3 separate regions of the Homo sapiens genome follow, and all the other regions are linked to region 1. A link is a loop called in an ENCODE intact Hi-C map of the cell type or tissue named here. Cell type or tissue: mammary epithelial cell. All regions are shown on one strand. Each heading gives the region's core, and the rest is flanking DNA. Links, peaks and the distances in the headings are about the cores only. Region 1 holds the start of SLC25A48-AS1 (SLC25A48 antisense RNA 1). Region 2 has its middle 73 kb from the start of MIR5692C1. Region 3 has its middle 51 kb from the start of SLC25A48-AS1.

Evidence for each region. Peaks named below come from ENCODE experiments on the same cell type or tissue, not always from the same donor. Only the 100,000 strongest peaks of a DNase experiment are listed, where the experiment ranks them.
Region 2: it touches region 1 in a loop (4-fold over the local background); 3 of 110 quality-filtered maps call a loop at or near these places.
Region 3: it touches region 1 in a loop (3-fold over the local background); 2 of 110 quality-filtered maps call a loop at or near these places.

The regions. Positions count from the first base shown.
Region 1 is chr5:135,649,140-135,654,781 of GRCh38, forward strand. It overlaps SLC25A48-AS1 (SLC25A48 antisense RNA 1), which reads right to left and starts at 4,796. Exons shown (of 3, transcript NR_027127.1): 1 at 4,703-4,796; 2 at 3,216-3,322; 3 at 1-1,384. It also overlaps a transcript of SLC25A48 not described here. In mammary epithelial cell, for the core only: no CTCF peak of the experiment used is centred there; DNase peaks (open chromatin) are centred at 1,202 and 2,212; H3K27ac peaks cover 1,603 bases.
Region 2 is chr5:135,727,016-135,732,657 of GRCh38, forward strand. It overlaps a transcript of SLC25A48 not described here. Among named protein-coding and RNA genes, the nearest start is that of MIR5692C1, 73 kb to the right of the region's middle. RefSeq lists an enhancer at 5,586-5,642. In mammary epithelial cell, for the core only: a CTCF peak has its summit at 2,667 (motif pointing left); a DNase peak (open chromatin) is centred at 1,806.
Region 3 is chr5:135,702,547-135,708,188 of GRCh38, forward strand. It overlaps a transcript of SLC25A48 not described here. Among named protein-coding and RNA genes, the nearest start is that of SLC25A48-AS1, 51 kb to the left of the region's middle. In mammary epithelial cell, for the core only: no CTCF peak of the experiment used is centred there; a DNase peak (open chromatin) is centred at 2,905; H3K27ac peaks cover 1,219 bases.

The DNA.
Region 1 (5,642 bases), core at 1,057-3,556:
AATAGCGGGAACCCTGTCCTGTGCCTGGCCCTTGCCCTGAGGTGTTTGGCAACAGCATCCACAGAAATCACTAGGTATGGGGTCTTGTGGGATAAGATTATTTTAGGGTGGAAAAGAGTTCTGTGGTTAATAACACAAATTGAAAAAAAATGGTGTAAATGATTGACTTGGTGTCAGTTGGCTAGGGCACCCCTCATGAGGGGGACATGAGTCTATAAGGCTTTATTGTTTTCTTCATCAAGTGTTGACTGAGTGTCTAATCCATCCCAGGTACTATGTTGGGTACCTGACTTGGTGGTGACTGTATGCCGGCTGGGGAGAAGGAATACGAACAGGTGAACCACAGTTGAAGAAGGGGTAACAAATAGCAGACAGGGTGCTTTGGTGAGAGTGGCCAGTGACTCAGATGGGGTAGTCAGGGAAGACTTCTCTGGGGTAGTGCCTTTATACTTAGACCAGAAGGGTTAGGAGGAGCCAGTGTACAAAGGGTGGAGGGAAAGGAATCCCAGGCAACACAACAGCACAGGCTAAGGCTCTAAAGCCAGGAAGGGCTGGGCTCGGGCTACACAGAGTGGTTTGAATGAGTGAGGGAATACAGGCATTGAAGATGCACATGCAGGGTTTCTTTGACTATGTGTCCTGGGTAGTAGGGGGTGGCTTTGGGGTTAGGATGATCATGGGTATACAGGATGCAAAGAGGACTATGTGTGTACCCATCAGAGACCTTGGAATGGACATGCCCTAGATTAAGCACAGCACCCATGCAGCAAAATGCCAAGCTCTTGGCTAAGAAGCTGAAAACCATGGCTCCCTAAGCACTTGTAGAAAGACAGTGAATTAATGCAGCCTTTCCTACATCCACCCGCTTCTCCTGCCAGCCATCGTCAGAGGCCATTCTCATAGTTCGCCCTTTTCTTATGATCATTCATATTCTTCAAAAATATTCTTATATTTCCTGCAGTCTCATTTCTTTAGGTGGCCCATAATTGCTTGGAGAGAAAGCTGTCAGGAGGCCCAGCTCCAGTGCCAGAAATTCTGTGAAGCCTTGTCCAACCTCATAGTCCTTGCTGAGGCCTGTATTCTCTGGCCTGTGTCAGCTTGATTCTCTAAGCCACACACTGTAGACAATTGCTACTCAAAGTTTGGTTTCTCCTTTCTCCTCCCTTTTCCTTGACTGGTACACTCCAAGCTCACTTAGTCATGAGAATGGACGGACATTGCCAGCATTCAAGAGGTCAGAAGTGTGGCAACATTGATTGAGGATGATGCTTCCTTCACATGGGGTGGGAGAGAGCCTCCAGACACAGTGAGTTCCCAGGAACCAGCCGGGTTCATCAGGAGGGTGCTGCCTTGGAGAAGGATGACTCCAGGACAAGGGATGACCCTGAACAAAAAGTGCAGTCACTGATGGAGTGGAACTAAAAAAAAAACAACAACAGAACTCTTTCTTTCAAAGCAACTGACTGTTATTAAGCACCTACTGTTAGCTCAGCCCTGGCCAGGTTCCAGGGAAATGAGAGAAGGTGCTCATTTCAATGTCAGGACCACAAGGTTTGTTTTTTAACGGTGGTTTGCTTAGAGTCAAACAGAACTGAGAACATCCAGTCCCCATCTTTGGATTGAGCCTGTCATCTTTGTGCGTGTGTATGTGTGTGTGTGGTGGGTGGAATGGGGGGCATAGGCAGAGGAGCTCATTTTTTGCTTCCTGATTGCTTTAGGCCTATTTATTGATCAAGAGCTTTGTTTGCTCAGTTTATTCACAGAATAATATACATATGTTGGCCTACTCCCTGCCTTCCTCTCTGGCGCCACTTCCTGACACCCCTACATCCATGCCAGTTATCAATATATTGCCTTTCAGCTCCAAATCTACCCTTATTTTCCTGCTTGTTGATAATGGAGGTGGGCTTTGTAAATATTTTTCCCTTATTGACAAAGAGCATTGGAGGGACACTGGAGAGAGAAGGGGTTTCCCCTTCCTGGTTCCCATGAGCCTGGTCCACCAGGCTCCTACAGAGCATGCTTTCTCCAGGCTTAGGTCCTGAGAGCATGTAGTTTCTGCTGTGCTAGGCTCATGCAGTGAACTCCTTTTCCCAATGCCTTGCTCCTGCAGATGGGGCTTTTTGAGCTCCTATAGTGCCCAGTGACTCACAGCCCCCTCCCTCTCAACCATGTCCTCTGGCAACCTTCCAGTGGAATGCCACACTCATCCTTGTGAGTGGTTTCCCCCAGGACTCCCTCAGGTGACTGTACAGTGAGTTCCTAGGCATGGCATGTGTGGACACCTTCCCCTGACACCTTAGTAGGCAGATTCCCAGCAAGTCCTACCAGCAAGTCATCTGCCTTCATTAGTTTTTTCTCATCCAGTAGGCCATGGCTATCCCCTCTCCAAGATCTTAATCCCAGCCCTAGTGGGAGGAAGAGGCTCTTCTGTGGGCATCAATCTCAGCCCTAGGGGTAGTGGCTGCTACCTATATCTGCTGTTCTTATATTCTTTAACTCTTACCAGAGTTAATTCTGCTCTTTTATTAATAATTCTTCATATTAAACTTTTTTTCTGTTTGAAAATTGCTGTGTGGTTTCTTTGTCCTCATTGGACCTTATGGGCAGAACTTTGAGGAGTGCATTTGCTTGTCCACTAGTGTGAAATGAAAGATAGAAGTATGGATCTACATAGATTTATAGGTAGTTGCTAATGGTTTGGCTGGATAGACAGGAACTTGGAAGGAGCAGGATTGGAAGATTAGTGATAATAAAGTCTGGGGAAGATATATATGGATGGATCTCTCTCATAATGGGCACAAACGGTGAAGATATTTGAGTCCCGTGTGAATGCCCAAAGGGCATCATTACTGTAGAAGAGATTAATAATCAGACAAAATAACATGCTCAGAAGCTGTCAGCCTCTTCCCTCAGCCACCCTAGTGCTTGCTCAATGGGACCATGAACAAAGAAGCCAAGTTGGCAGGGATGGAGGCTATGCAGGAGCTTAACAGGGTGGACTTCCCCTTATAAAGGCTGTACTAATACTATAGCTGCGTGCCTAACCTATCTACAGCAGAGACTAAACACTGAGCCCCTGATATGACACCATTCCCTGGGGGTGAGTAGACAGTCACCTGGTGGCAGATTGATTACAATGGACCTTTTCTATTATGAAGGAGGCAGAGATTTGTCACCATGAGAATAGATATGTATTCTAGAAATCGACTTACCTTCTTTGCACATAGTGCTTCTGCCAGCACCACCATCCATGGATTCACAAAATGCCTATCCACCATTATGACATTCTCCATAGCGTTGCTTCTGATCCAAGAACCCACTTCTCAGCAAAGAAAGTGGTGCAATGGATTAATTCCCATGGAATTAACAGGTCTCACTATATACCCCATTAACTGGAAGTGGCTGGGCTAAATGAAAGGTGCAGTCACTTACAGAAGACTCAGTTGGAGCACCATTTGGGATTAAACACCCTGAAAGGATTGGGTTCTGTCTTAAAGGACATAGTATATGCTTTGAGTCAGAGACCATAATATGGCGTTATTTCCCCATAGCCAGAATACAAGGGTCTGGGAATCAAGGGATATAAATAGAGTTACATCTCTTACTATTATGTCTAGTAATCTATGCACAGAATTTTAGCTTTACACAGGAGCTACAACTATGATTTCATTAAACTGAAAGAAGGATCTGGTCATTTTGGGCTTAAGGACTGTGATAGTCTGAATGTGTCTTCAAAATTCATGTATCAGAAATTTCATCTCCAATGCAACAGTGTTGGGAAGTAGGGCCTAATGCAAGGTGTTTAGGTCATGAGGCCTCCACCTTAATGAGTAGATTAACACCATCATAAAAGGGCTTTTGTGGTGGGTTCACGCTCTTCCACTCTTCTGCCATGTGAGAACACAGCGTTCATCCTCTCTTGCCCTTCCACCTTCCATGGGAAGACATAGCAAGAAGGCCCACACAAGATGCTGGCACCCTGATCTTGGACTTTCCAGCCTCTAGAACTGTGAGAAATAAATTTCTGTTCTTTATAAATTACTCAGTTTCAGGTATCTTGTTATAACTGCATAAACAGACCAGGACAAGGCCACTGAATCAAAAGGCAGAATAAGAAGTTACTCTACTGGCTGGAGTGATTGATCCTGATTACCACGGGATGATTGGATTGCAGCTATATAATGGGGGCAAGAGAGACTATTTCTGGAACCGAGGAGATTCTGTAGGTCACTTCCATACCCACTAGTAAAAGTTAATGGAAAACTACAGTAACCAAAATATAGGCAGGGTAATTGAGGACTCAGAGCCTTCAGGAATTAAGGTTTTGGTCACTCTACCAGGTAAAGACCCCAGTCTGCTGAAGTCCTGACTAAGCATGGGGAAGCACAGATTGGTTAGTAGAAGAAGGAAGCCATAGATATCAATTATAACCTCAAGACAGTGATAGAGACGAGGAGTGTACCAGTTCTGCATATTTTCTCTAGAGGAGGAGGAGACTGCAGGCTAGTTGAGGTACAAAGAGTCAGAGGGAGGGAGAAGACTTTCCCATAAGACAGACCAATCTCCACTCCCCATAAGCTTCCTTTGGAAGATAAAGGAGCTGAAAGCAGTGAGAGCAAAATCAGTAGGCCATGTCCATGATGGGTGGCCAGAGAAGGAATATCTCATTGACAGCGGGTATTTCCTTATGGGATCCAACCTCCAGGACTGAGTTGTTCCAGGAATTGTATAGCCAGACACAGCCACAGGGCAAGCATATACTCAGGGTTCTCATAGGGAATGTTGTTCTCTCTGGGGCTGGGAAGCTTTGGATGGTGGTGAGGGTAGCGGCAGGGCTAACCTGGGACCTGCCATATAGAGCCCCTGTTTCTTAGTGGCAGTGGCAGCCAGAGAGCCACAGCCTGCTTATGTAACAGCCACCAGTGGGACCCAATTGTGACATTTTCAGCAGGAGAGACAAAAATGGGCAACCGTCTAGGGAAAAGGAGTGCCCAAAATTGTGAGTACGGGTTACTAGGTACAATAGTGCAAGAAGGCTGGATTTCTGGGCCCATGTATTACGGCAATGGAAAAAATGGCATCATGTATTGGTTGCTGGTTTAAAATTGCAACTGTAGCCTGTTGGAGAGCCCCCAGTCTTGCAAGGTATGGTCTTGCAACCAGCCGTAGCTAAGGGCTCAGGAGTCGATTCCAATATTCTATAAGGCCAGACGATTCTGGGACATAGGGTTTGTATCAGTTGGGGTTCAGTCAGGGAAGGAGAACCATTATGAGTGAAATGGAATGAAAGATTTCTTTAGGGGATTCAAACTTATGTAAGTGGGGGAGCTGGTGAAGAATTCCACAGAAAGCTGTTTTCTCTGCATCTCATGGTGGGCCTAAAGTTGTTATAGGTTACAGACCTACAGCTCAGGAAGAAACACTGGACATAAAGTGGGCAGGGCAAGGACAAACGAGTCTGTGGTGATGGTTGATTTTATGTATCAACTTGGCTGTGCTACACTACCCAGTTATTTAATCAAACACAAATCTAGATGTGATTAACATCTGCAGTCAGTTGACTTTACATAAAGGAGATTACCTTTCATGATCTGGGTGGGCCTTGTCCAATCAGTCAGAGGCCGTAAGAGCAGAAACTG
Region 2 (5,642 bases), core at 1,105-3,604, 78 kb after region 1:
CTCTTTGTGATTTTAATTTGCATTTCCCCAATGGCTAAAGACGTTGAACATCTTTTCATGTGTGTATTGGTCATCTGTATATCCTCTTTGGAGAAATGGGTCTTCTTGTCTTTTGTCCATTTTTAAATTGAATTTTTTTTTACTGTTTTTTACATATATAGCCACAGGCTATATATATATATATATATACGTGTGTATAGTAAAAATAATATAGATATATATGTATGTGTGATAGTAAAAAAAACACTCTAAAATACATATATATGTATGTACACACACACAGAGTCTAAATTCTAGTCTTTTGTCAGATATGTGGTTTGCAAATATTTTCTCCTGCTCTATAGCTTGCTTTTTAATCCTCCTAGCAGGGTCTTTTTCGGAGCAAAAGTTTTTAATTTTGATGAAGTCCAATTTATCAGTTTTTCCTTTTAATGATCGTGCTTTTGATGTCAAGTTGAAGGACTCTGCCTAACCCTAGGAAAGATTTTCTCCTATTTTTTTTTCTAAAAGTTTTATAGTGTTTCGTTTTACACTTAGGTTTATGAGCCATTTTTAGTTAATTTACATATAAAGAGTGAGATTTGGGTCAAGGGTTTTTTTGGCTCATATATTGTCAATTGTTCCAACATCATTTATTGAAAAGACTATCTTCTCTCTGTTGATCTGTGTTTGTAGTTTTATCAAAAGTCAGTTGGACATATTTGTGTGAGTCCCATTTTTGGGTTCCCTTTTCTATTTCATTGTGTGTCTCTCGGCCAATACCACAGTCTTGATTGCTGTAGCTATAAAAGTAAGTCTTGAAATCAGGGAGAGTGATTCTTTCCATTTTATTTTAGCAATTCCAGTTTCTTGTTTCTTTGCCGTTCCAAATTTTAGAATAATCTTGCCTATATCTACAAAATAATTTGCTGGGATTTTGATAGAAATTTTGTGTTCTGTCTTTTAAGGGAACGTGGCTGGCCGTGCACGGTGGCTCACACCTGTAAACCCAGCACTTTGGGAGGCCGAGGCAGGTGGATCACCTGAGGTCAGGAGTTTTGAGACCAGCCTGGCCAACCTGGTGAAACCCCATCTCTACTAAAATACAACAATTAGCTGGGCATGGTGGTGGGCGCCTGTAGTCCTAGCTACTCAGGAGGCTGAGGCACGAGAATAAGTGGAACCCAGGAGGCGGAGGTTGCAGTGGGCTGAGATCGCGCCACTGCACTCCAGCGTGGGTGACAGATCGAGACTCTGTCTCAAAAAAAAAAAAAAAAATGTGGCTTTCTATAGTTAGCATGTATTTTGTATTTTTAATAGGTTGAACATTTAAAATAGCAAAAAAGAACTAAAAACATCTGTAAATCTATCACAGTGTATACAACCTATATAGACTGCTTTATAATCATCTTTCACCCAACAATATAAGTGAATATGATGACCCTTTTTCCGTGGTGATAGTTGTAATTTTAAATCATTTCATACTATTCTCTTATGTGGATACAGCATCATTTATATGGCTAATCCCTCACTGTTGCATACTTAAGGGTGTTTCTTTTTTAAATTTCTTGTTTGTGTATTTAATTTTTCCTGTCATAGACAAGCTGTGATAAATATCTTAAAACTATGTCTCTGAAAACATACTCAATTACTTCCTCAGGAAAAACTTATTTGAGTGAAATTGCTGGTGCCTTCTTGATTCTTCTGTTTTTCTGATGTCAGATGAAGATCCAGTTCTTTGAAGTGAAACTAGCATTTAGTTATCAGCTCAGGCCACTTTCTACCTCTGACTTGCCTTTCACCTCAGTTTCATCCTCTTGGAATTTCCCCTGAACACATACACAAATACACACACACACACACACACACACACACACACACACACACACATACACACACACCCCAAGGCTTGGATAGAGGAGTTAAAACAGATGAGAGCTCCACATTCTCTAAACTCTCTGTTGTTAACATCTTCTTTGAGGCTCTTCCTGTAGTTCAGAGCTCTGTGTCCTACTGCTAACCCCAGATGCAAAACAGATGCGAAACGGGTCCTGTGCTTTATTCCTTTTAGAAGATTTCCCCATACCCCTTCCATGTGCCTAGTAATTCTCTGGGGGCCGCTCTTCCTTTCTGAAAGGAGGTACATGGGGACTTCTGGGGCCCTACTGTAGAGCTTTGACTCCCATTGTCACTTAGGCCCTCTCCACACCCTGAGTAGCATGTGACTATTTTAAGAAAATTCCTTAAGGCCTTCAAAGAGTAATAGGATAGTTTTCTGGGAAGCTTGTTAAAATTCTTGAATATGTTCAAGGGATTTACATTTTCAAAGAGAGAATGTTTTGTTTGATGTTGAGGAAAGATTTTTTTTTTTTTGGTCCCTGGGAATTTAAATAATTTGCTTGACTTTCTAGTGGAAAGACCGCAGTGTTCTTAGATTCTGAATGTGGCATTTGTTAGAATCCTCCATGATTGATTGCAGGGAAAATGTGTGTAAATGATTTTGCAATACATTTTTAAACCAAGGGTCATCTGTAAGTTGTCAGCCTAAAAAAGTGGCATCTTGCTTGCATAAGTAAATTTTATTTCTTGGAAGGAGACAGTTGCTTAAAATGAGAAATATCAGTTTTAAATGATCATTAATGATGACCCCATGGATACCTTCCAGAAGAAATGGAATCAGTCTACCCCCTTGTGGATAGCTCAGAAAGTTCCTCATTTTCCTCACTAAAAGTTACATGTGAGAGTTCTGAGGGAACCACAGGCTATATGAGTTTCCTTCTCATCTAAAAGTAATAGGAAGTACATTTTATATAAAATTTGTGTTAAAGTAACTAGACATATCTTTGTAATAGCTAATTGGCCTTGTGACTGGTATTTTTAAATAACACAGTAAAAATAAATAAAAGGGGTGATGTTATACATTCATTATATGTAATATATATTATGTAGTGGTTCCTGTCTCACGTGCTCAGAGCAATGGGCAACTTCATCAGGTAAATCACTCTTCATGTCCCTGCCCAGAGCTCATAAACTGACAGGTGTAAGGTATATAAAGAGGTTGCAGGCAAGAAGCTTTGGGGCTCAGACCGAAGAGGTGATAAATAAAAATCACCATGATTTTGGGGGAGATTACTAGAGTCCAAGTGCTATTCTTTTTCTTTATGACTATTCTCTAAATTAATTCCTATAACAAACCTCTGCTGTTACTGTTCCAATTTGATATGGTTTGGCTGTGTCTCCACCCAAATATCATCTTGAATTCCCACATGTTATGGGAGGGACTTGGTGGAAGGTAGTTGACTCATGGGGGCCAAGTCTTTCCCATGCTGTTCTCATGATAGTGAATAAGTCTCACAAGATCTGATGGTTTTAAAAAGAGGCATTCCCCTGCACAAGCTCTCTCATTTTTTGCCTGCCGCCACCCACTTAGGATGTGACTTGTTCCTCCTTGCCTTCTGCCATGATTGTGAAGATTCCCCAGCCACACAGACCTGTAAGTCCAATTAAACCTCTTTCTTTTATAAATTGCTCAGTCTTGGGTATGTCTTAATCAGCACCATGAAAACGAACTAATACAGATTTTGGTACTAGTAGAGTGGAGTGCTGCTGAAAAGATACCTGAAAATGTGGAAGCAACTTTGGAACTGGGTAACAGGCAGAGGTTGGAGTAGTTTGGAGAGCTCAGAAGAAGACAGGAAAATGTGGGAAAGTTTGAAACTTCCTAGAGACTTGTTGAATGGCCTTAACCAAAATGCTGATAATGATATGGACAAGAAATCCAGGCTGAGGTGGTCTTAGATGGAGATGAGGAACTTGTTGGGTACTGGAGCAAAGGTGACATGTGCCTAGAAGGTGAGTATCATTATCTCTGGTTTACAGAGGAGGAAACTGAGGTTCAGAGGGGACCAGTTCAATAAGTGGGGAACAGAGCTGGGACATAAACTGAGATCTTCCGGCCCCAACCAGGGCTCTTTCCAGTATGCCACAGGGCCTGCTGTGGAGTTTCACTCATGTCCATGTGAAGAGACCACAAAACAGGCTTTGTGTGAGCAACAAGGCTGTTTATTTCACCTGGGTGCAGGTGGGCTGAGTCCGAAAAGAGAGTCAGTGAAGGGAGATAGGGGTGGGGCCATTTTATAGGATTTGGGTAGGTAATGGAAAATTACAGTCAAAGGGGGTTGTTCTCTGGCTGGTAGGGGTGGGGGTCATAAGGTGCTCAATGGGGGAGATTTTGAGCCAGAAGGAATTTCACAAGGCAGTGTCATCAGTTAAGGCAGGAACAGGCCATTCTCACTTCTTTTGTGATTCTTCAGTTACTTCAGGCCATCTGGATGTATACCTGCAGGTCACAGGGGATATGATGGCTTAGCTTGGGCTCAGAGGCATGACATTCCTGTCTTCTTATATTAATAAGAAAAATAAAACAAAATAGTGGTAAAGTGTTGGGGCAGCGAAAATTTTTGGGGGTGCTATGGAGAGATAATGGGCAATGTTTCTTGGGGCTGCTTCAAGCGGTATTAGGGGTGACGTGGGAACCCAGAGTGGGAGAGATTAAGCTGAAGGAAGATTTTGTGGTAAGGGCAATATTGTGGGGTTGTTAAAAGGAGCATTTGTCATATAGAATGATTGGTGATGGCCTGGATGCTGTTTTGTATGAATTGAGAGACTAAATGGAAGACACAAGGTCCAAATAAGAGAAGGAGAAAAACAGATATTAAAGGACTAAGAATTGGGAGGGCCCAGGCCATCCAATTAGAGAGTGCCCAAGGAGGTTCAGCATGGCCCTGCCAGCAAAGATTATTTATTTACTTTAAGAGGGAGTTAAGAGTGGCTGTTTGGGGATAGCACCAGGAGATATCAGCTGTGATGGCCTGGAGAAACAGTGTAAACCAGCAGTGTAAACAAGAGTAGGGCATTTATGAGTAGTTGAGTACGGTGAATAGGAGTATGACTAGACAGAAGATAGTAGAGATGACAAGTTTTTGGGGTGCAGTCCAAGTTGGGCTGGTGTCTGGAATAAGACTGGGGCCTAATAAAAAGGAGTGTCCATACAGGAGCTCAAATGGGCTGTACCCTGTAGCATTCCAAGGACAGGCCCGAATTTTGAGAAGGGCAAGTGGTAAAAGTATTGTCCAGTCCTTTTTAAGTTGGTGGCTGAGCTTGGTGAGGTGTGTTTTTAAAAGACCATTAGTCCATTCTACCTTTCCTGAAGATTGAGGACCGTAAGGGGTGTGAAGGTTTCACTGAATACCAACAGCCTGAGAAACTGCTTGGGTGATTTGACTAATAAAGGCCGGCCCATTATTGGACTGTATAGAGGTGGGAAGGCCAAACCGAGGAATTATGTCTGACAAAAGGGAAGAAATGACCACGGTGGCCTTCTGAGGCCCTGTGGGAAATGCCTCTACCTATCCAGTGATAGTGTCTACCCAGACCAGAGGTATTTTAGTTTCCTGACCCAAGGCATGTGAGTAAAGTCAATTTGCCAGTCCTGGGCAGGGGCAAATCCCCGAGCTTGATGTGTAGGGAATGGAGGGAGGCCTGAAAAATCCCTGAGGAGTAGTAGAATAGCAGATGGAACACTGAGAAGTGATTTCCTTAAGGATAGATTTCCACGATGGAAAGGAAATGAGAGGTTCTAAGAGGTGGGCTAGCAGCTTGTA
Region 3 (5,642 bases), core at 1,423-3,922, 54 kb after region 1:
ATAACAAATTTCTATTGTTTTAAGCCACAGGCAAAGTTTGTGGTACTTTGTGATGACATCTGTAGAAAAGCAATGGACCATTTTATTCTTACAGTCAGGAGAGTCTGGACCATACCTGGTGCTGTGTCCTCCTCCTGGAGATTTTCAATGCCCAGCCACATAGGAAAGGCTCTGAGAAGTACCAAAGCCAGGAAGCCTGTACAATATTGTTAAATCATGCATTTCCCAAACAAATTTGACCTTGGGATCCCATTCTCACAAAACACGTGTTAGCGTGGCGTGGAGCTGGGGCTTCCGGGAGCACCCTTTGAGAAAGGCTATTCAACACCAAACCAGCCTCCTTCGTGGCTCACACAGGGCCAGAATGGAGTCACACACAGGACCCTCTTCGGGAAAACACCTTCTTTTTGAGTGAATGTACTTGAGCTTATTCATCATCTCTGACAGCCCCTTTGCACTCTCATCAGCGCTGGAAAATAAAAGGCCTCAAGAAATTTAATAATTATAGAAATGGCTATGAAAATGCCATTCACTGTGAGCAGTGAACAAGATGGTAATATGTAATACCGGACAGGGGCCCACGGGCAAATAGCAGAGGCAGATGCACAGGCTTGTGTTGTTTTGTCTAAAGTGTGAAAGACAGAAGTCTGAAATGTGGAGCTGCTCTGTGAGAACTCCACATTAGCTTCTGCAGAGGAATTGCCCCAAAGGCAAACCTGAAATGTTCAATCACTACTCAGGGATGCTTCAGCATGCCTCCATCTCTGAGCCAAGAATGCCTCAGAGACAACCCCACACGGCAGCCCAGTGAGGCCTCCCTTTTGTTTGCAGACAAAGGGTGAGAAGCTGCCTTTTCTTACCTTCTGAGGTTGCAGATACCAAGGCCATACACTTGCTTAGTCTGCAAGGAGCTGTTTCCGCACCTGGCCCTGCCATGTTCTAACAGGGTGGGCATTTTAAAACAAGCTCTGGTAACATGCCTGGCATCCTACCACCCACAGTTTTCCCCACAACCCGTCTCTGCCTGGTTAACCTCTCAGCAAAAATATCACTTCCTCCAGGAAACCTTCCTTGACTCTCCAGTCTACTCCATTCTCCTGCTTTACTTTCTCCCCAGGAAACCTGTGAGTGCCTCCTCCTTTGAGGCACTGACTGACACCACACAGTAACTTGTTCAGTGACTGGCCCTGCCAGACCGTGGGCTCTGTGAGGACTGGATGGTCACGTTCACCACTGTGTGCCCAGCACTCAGCATGAATACACATCTGCCCTCTTCTCCAGGGCCCACTCAATCTCCACTGCCTCACCCATTAGCATCCTTTTTCTGCGTACTGTGCCCTTAAGATCTGGGGGGAAAGGACCACAGAGTCATGAGCACCCTCTTGGTTCTCCTTGCACAATGCCAGACTCAGTGTTTGGTGTTTACAGCAGCCTCACATTCTTGCAAAGATTTCCACCCTGAGGTGCAGCAAATATCTGTGTCAATTTGGACCATTCAGTTAGTGTTCTGGCTGTCACATTCCATTTTGGACCTGACTTGAAGTTATGAAGAAGGCAAAGGTTTCAGTGATGGGTTCACACACTGTTCTGGGCGGCAGAGGCTCAGCGGGAGAGAGGAGCCTCTAGCTGGAGGATGTCGGGACCAGGAGGAAGTCCTTTGCTATGGAGCAAATTCCCTGAATGTGCATACTGGTGGCAAATCAGACTAAAAACAAGGCTGTTTTCTTCACCAGTTTGGCTTCTCAGTTATATCAGATGCCCCAGCCCTGGGCCTGTCTTTAACCCAGGCTTCAAGGCTTCAGACTTTTCAAAGATCTTTCTTATGCATCAGCAGCATAGATACTTTTGTTAAATATTGACTAGGGATGGTGACAACATCTCCATCTTAAAGGAGAGAAAGCTGAGGCCCAGAGATGTGTGGTCTTTTGGCTAAACTCAGACTTGAGATTTCTGACTTCCAGATCAGTGCTATTTGGCCAGTTACTTTATGGGACACATGTAAGGGTCAGATAGGACCAAAATTAACTAGCTTTATTATTTGTTTGTTTAATATTTACTGTGTTCCAGGAAGTATGTTAAGAACCTTACATGTGTGATCTCATTTAATCTCTCTAGTAAGTCTTGGGGGTAGATATTATTATTATTCCCATTTTACAGAAAAGGAAACTGAGGGACAGAGAGGTTAAATAACTTGGCCAGCATAACACGTTAATAAGTCACAGAGCCAGGATTCAAATCCTGTACTGGCTGATGGCCAGTGATAAAGCTGTGTTCTTAACTGACTTTTCTGGACGCTTCTACAAATGTCTAGGTAGCTTCCTGGCATTAGGCAGACTGCAGTGTGTGGTCTGGGTTGATGGTACAAATCCAGCAGTGTCTCTGACTGCCATTCAGGTGTTGGGGCTGAGAGGACTGCTGAGGATAGCCTGTGATATATGTGGGCATGGTCAGGATGGCTAAATGGGGTTCCAGGAGACCTCTTGGCCAAGCAAAGATGACCTGGGACAGGGAGGGATTGGTCACTGTCTCTTGGGTCCTGACTCTTGCTTGCTAGGCTCTAAAATCCCCTGTTGACATAACCCCCGTCCTCCCTGCGGGCCTGTTCTCAGAGCTCTCAGTCCTGGACCCCTTGATTCAGAGCTCCATTCAGGCCTGCATTTTTGAGATTGACTCACAGAGAGCAGTGGCCCTTGTGGCCTCTCTAGCTCAGCGCGGAGCAAGCAGCTGCTGTCATGGCAGTCCCAGTGATGCTGTCACTGTTGATAAATGGGAAGGCTGGCTCTGCCACCTCGTCATGTGAGGCTTTGGGCATGTTCTGGAGCTTATCAGAGCTTTGATTTCTTCATCTATTAAAGTGGGGATAGTAACATTTGTCTCATGAGTCATTGTGAGGTGGCAGTGAAATAATATATGCAAGGTGATTAGCACACTGTAAATATTCCGTAAGTATTAAATGATGGCAGCAATGATGATGACAAAGCATGAGGTATGTTTCCAGCAAGTTTCAATTCAAGCTAGACCATGCACTAACATTATTTAGTGCCTACATAAGTGGTAACCTTGCTTGGAAGAACAGATGACAACATAAAAGTACCTGTATATAGTTGGCTGGAGTCAACCTTATGGTTTGTTATATCTGGGCTCTGGCTCTTAAAAACAGTGCAAGTTTGAACAAGTTACTCAGCCTCTCTGAGCCCATCCACTCAGAAGAAATTTCACCTGCAGCATGAGGACTGGGCCTTTGTTCCCAGGAGATGGAACTAAGCCTTCCCAGGGTATCGGGGATGTCCTGCTCCTGAGGGGTGGCTGGTCCCCATGGCAAAGTCTCCCATCTGGCCACACTGGCAGGGTGGCAGAGGCTGTTCTTGAGGGTGAGCTGGCCTGGCTGGAACGCAGGCTGGTTTGTACAGCAGACGTCCCACCTTTGTTCTCAAGAGTCTCTCACCTGTAACTGCTTTCTTTGAACTGGGCTGTCTCTTCCCGGCTGCCCTTCTGGTCATCGGCCCAACCCTTTCTTTTCAAAGAAAGCCTCTTCTCTGTGAGAAGGTGCCCAGACTTTGAGGCCGCCCCACTGCGCCCTTTACACCTGGCACCTGGGTAAACATAGCCTTTCTCCTGGCCACTTCCTCCAAACAGGGCCTGACTGGGCTGGGCAGCCAGGAGGGAGATGTTTGTCATGAGCCTCCAGGACTCCTGGTGACTTGTGGCAGGCCCTGGGTTACAAAAGTGATTTACACCTTCTCTGCCCTTGAGTTGGGTGTAGGAGGTACCATACAGCAAGAGCAGGATCTCAGTGCTCAGGCAAGCTTTGAATCAAATTCTGGCTCTGCTGGTCATTGCTGTTTGTTTTGGTAAAGCACTTTTAGCCTCAGGTCCCCCATCTTTAAGCTGGTTAACAATATTACCCACCTCAAAGGATTGATGGGATAAGATGCACTTAGTACAGGGTCTAACACATAAGAAATACTCAATATTTATCAACCATCATCAGCGCGTTGCCATTCTTTCTTGAGAAGCTCCCAGTTGTTATGGAGGCATGAGACCAGTGCTCTAGCGTGGCAAGTACTGGATGTGGTGTGCGCATGGAGAAAGGGCACCTAGAGCTGCCTGGATGCCCAGAAGCTACCACCAAGATGCAGTGTGAAGAGGGAGCCCCCTGGGAGGACGAGAGGGGTAAGGGGCACGGTCCCCTCCCTCAAGCCACTGATGTGCAGACAGGTCTCATCTCCCCGATTGGGTCTGCATGACAGGCAGGTCATGACACATGTCACGAAAGAGATGAGGAACACTGTCAGGCAGTGGTGGGTGAGGGTAGCAGCCCCTCTTCACTTCAATAATTGGGAAGATCTTCATGGGACAAATGGAATTCATGACGGAGTCTAAGAACAGCTACTTGTTGACCAAATAGGCCAGGTAGAGGAAAGCACAAAGAAGACATGGAAAATGCAGGAGGTGAGGCCATGGGTGTGCAGTGAGTGGATGAGTGGGCTTTGAGAGGGGGCACTTCCAGTGAGGCATGACGAAGCCAGGGCTGGGGGTGTGGGCGGCAGGGGCCCCCATGTGCTGCAGGAGAAGTGGGGTAGGGTGGAAGCTGTCCAGGGAAGCTCCCAGGGTCCTTTATTCACTTCTGTTGGGCATGGCCCTGTGTTTGGAGACTGAACTCACGGCCTGTGGACTACTGAAGGAGGGCATGTCCCTAGAGCCTGACCCCATCTGATAAGCCAGCTTTGCAGCCCAAAAAGGAGGCCTTGTGCACTCTTGCTCCTGAATGTCTCCTCTCTTCACTGAAAACCAGAGTATCTGTGGCATTTCTTCTGCTCCACTCAGAGTAAAATCCAAACTCCCACTGAGTCTGCAAGCGCCTTTGTGATCTGCCCTGCCCAGATCCCTCCCTGAGTTAGTTCCTACTCCCTCCTGCTTAATGCACTTCAGCCACTTTGGCTTCCTTGCTGTTCTTTTCAGACTCCCGCCGCCCCCGCCCTTGGGTCCCCGCAGCCCACCAAGCACACTGCTGCCCTGGAGCCTTTGCACCTGCTGTTCCCTCTGCCTGGAACACTTTCCCAGCTACTTTGTCACAGACTCCCTTTGCTCAGGTCCTTGCTCCAACATCACTCTTCAGAGAGGCCACCTGTGACCCCCTTAGCAGAAGCAGCCCCTCCTTTCCTACCCTCCTGTTTATTTCCTTATGCCCCTCATCAGTCTGAAATGACTTCAAGTATTTGTTCATGTGTTCTTTTGTTCATGTGTTGATTGTCTCTTTCCCTCAGCTTGTCTGCGAGGGCATGTAGCCAGGGAGCATGACTGTCTTGTTGATTGCTGGACTCTGGTGCCTGGCATGGAGTAGGCTTTGAGGTAGGAGAACAGTAAATACATATTTATGAGTTGAGGGATGGATGGATGGATCGATGGATGGATGGATGGATTGGCTAGTTGAGGCCTCAGTGCCTGGAGCTGAGTGTGACAGAAGATGAAGTGGCCTGGGCAGCTGGGTGCCTGGGGCTGGGACATCATTTCCCTGCTGGCTCTATGGCACTGTGACATGCACCCGCCAGCCTTCCAGGCAGCAGGGGCCTGGGATAGGGATATAGATTCTATTCGTGAGCCCCCTTTTGTTTCCTAACTTTTTATTATAGAAACTTTTA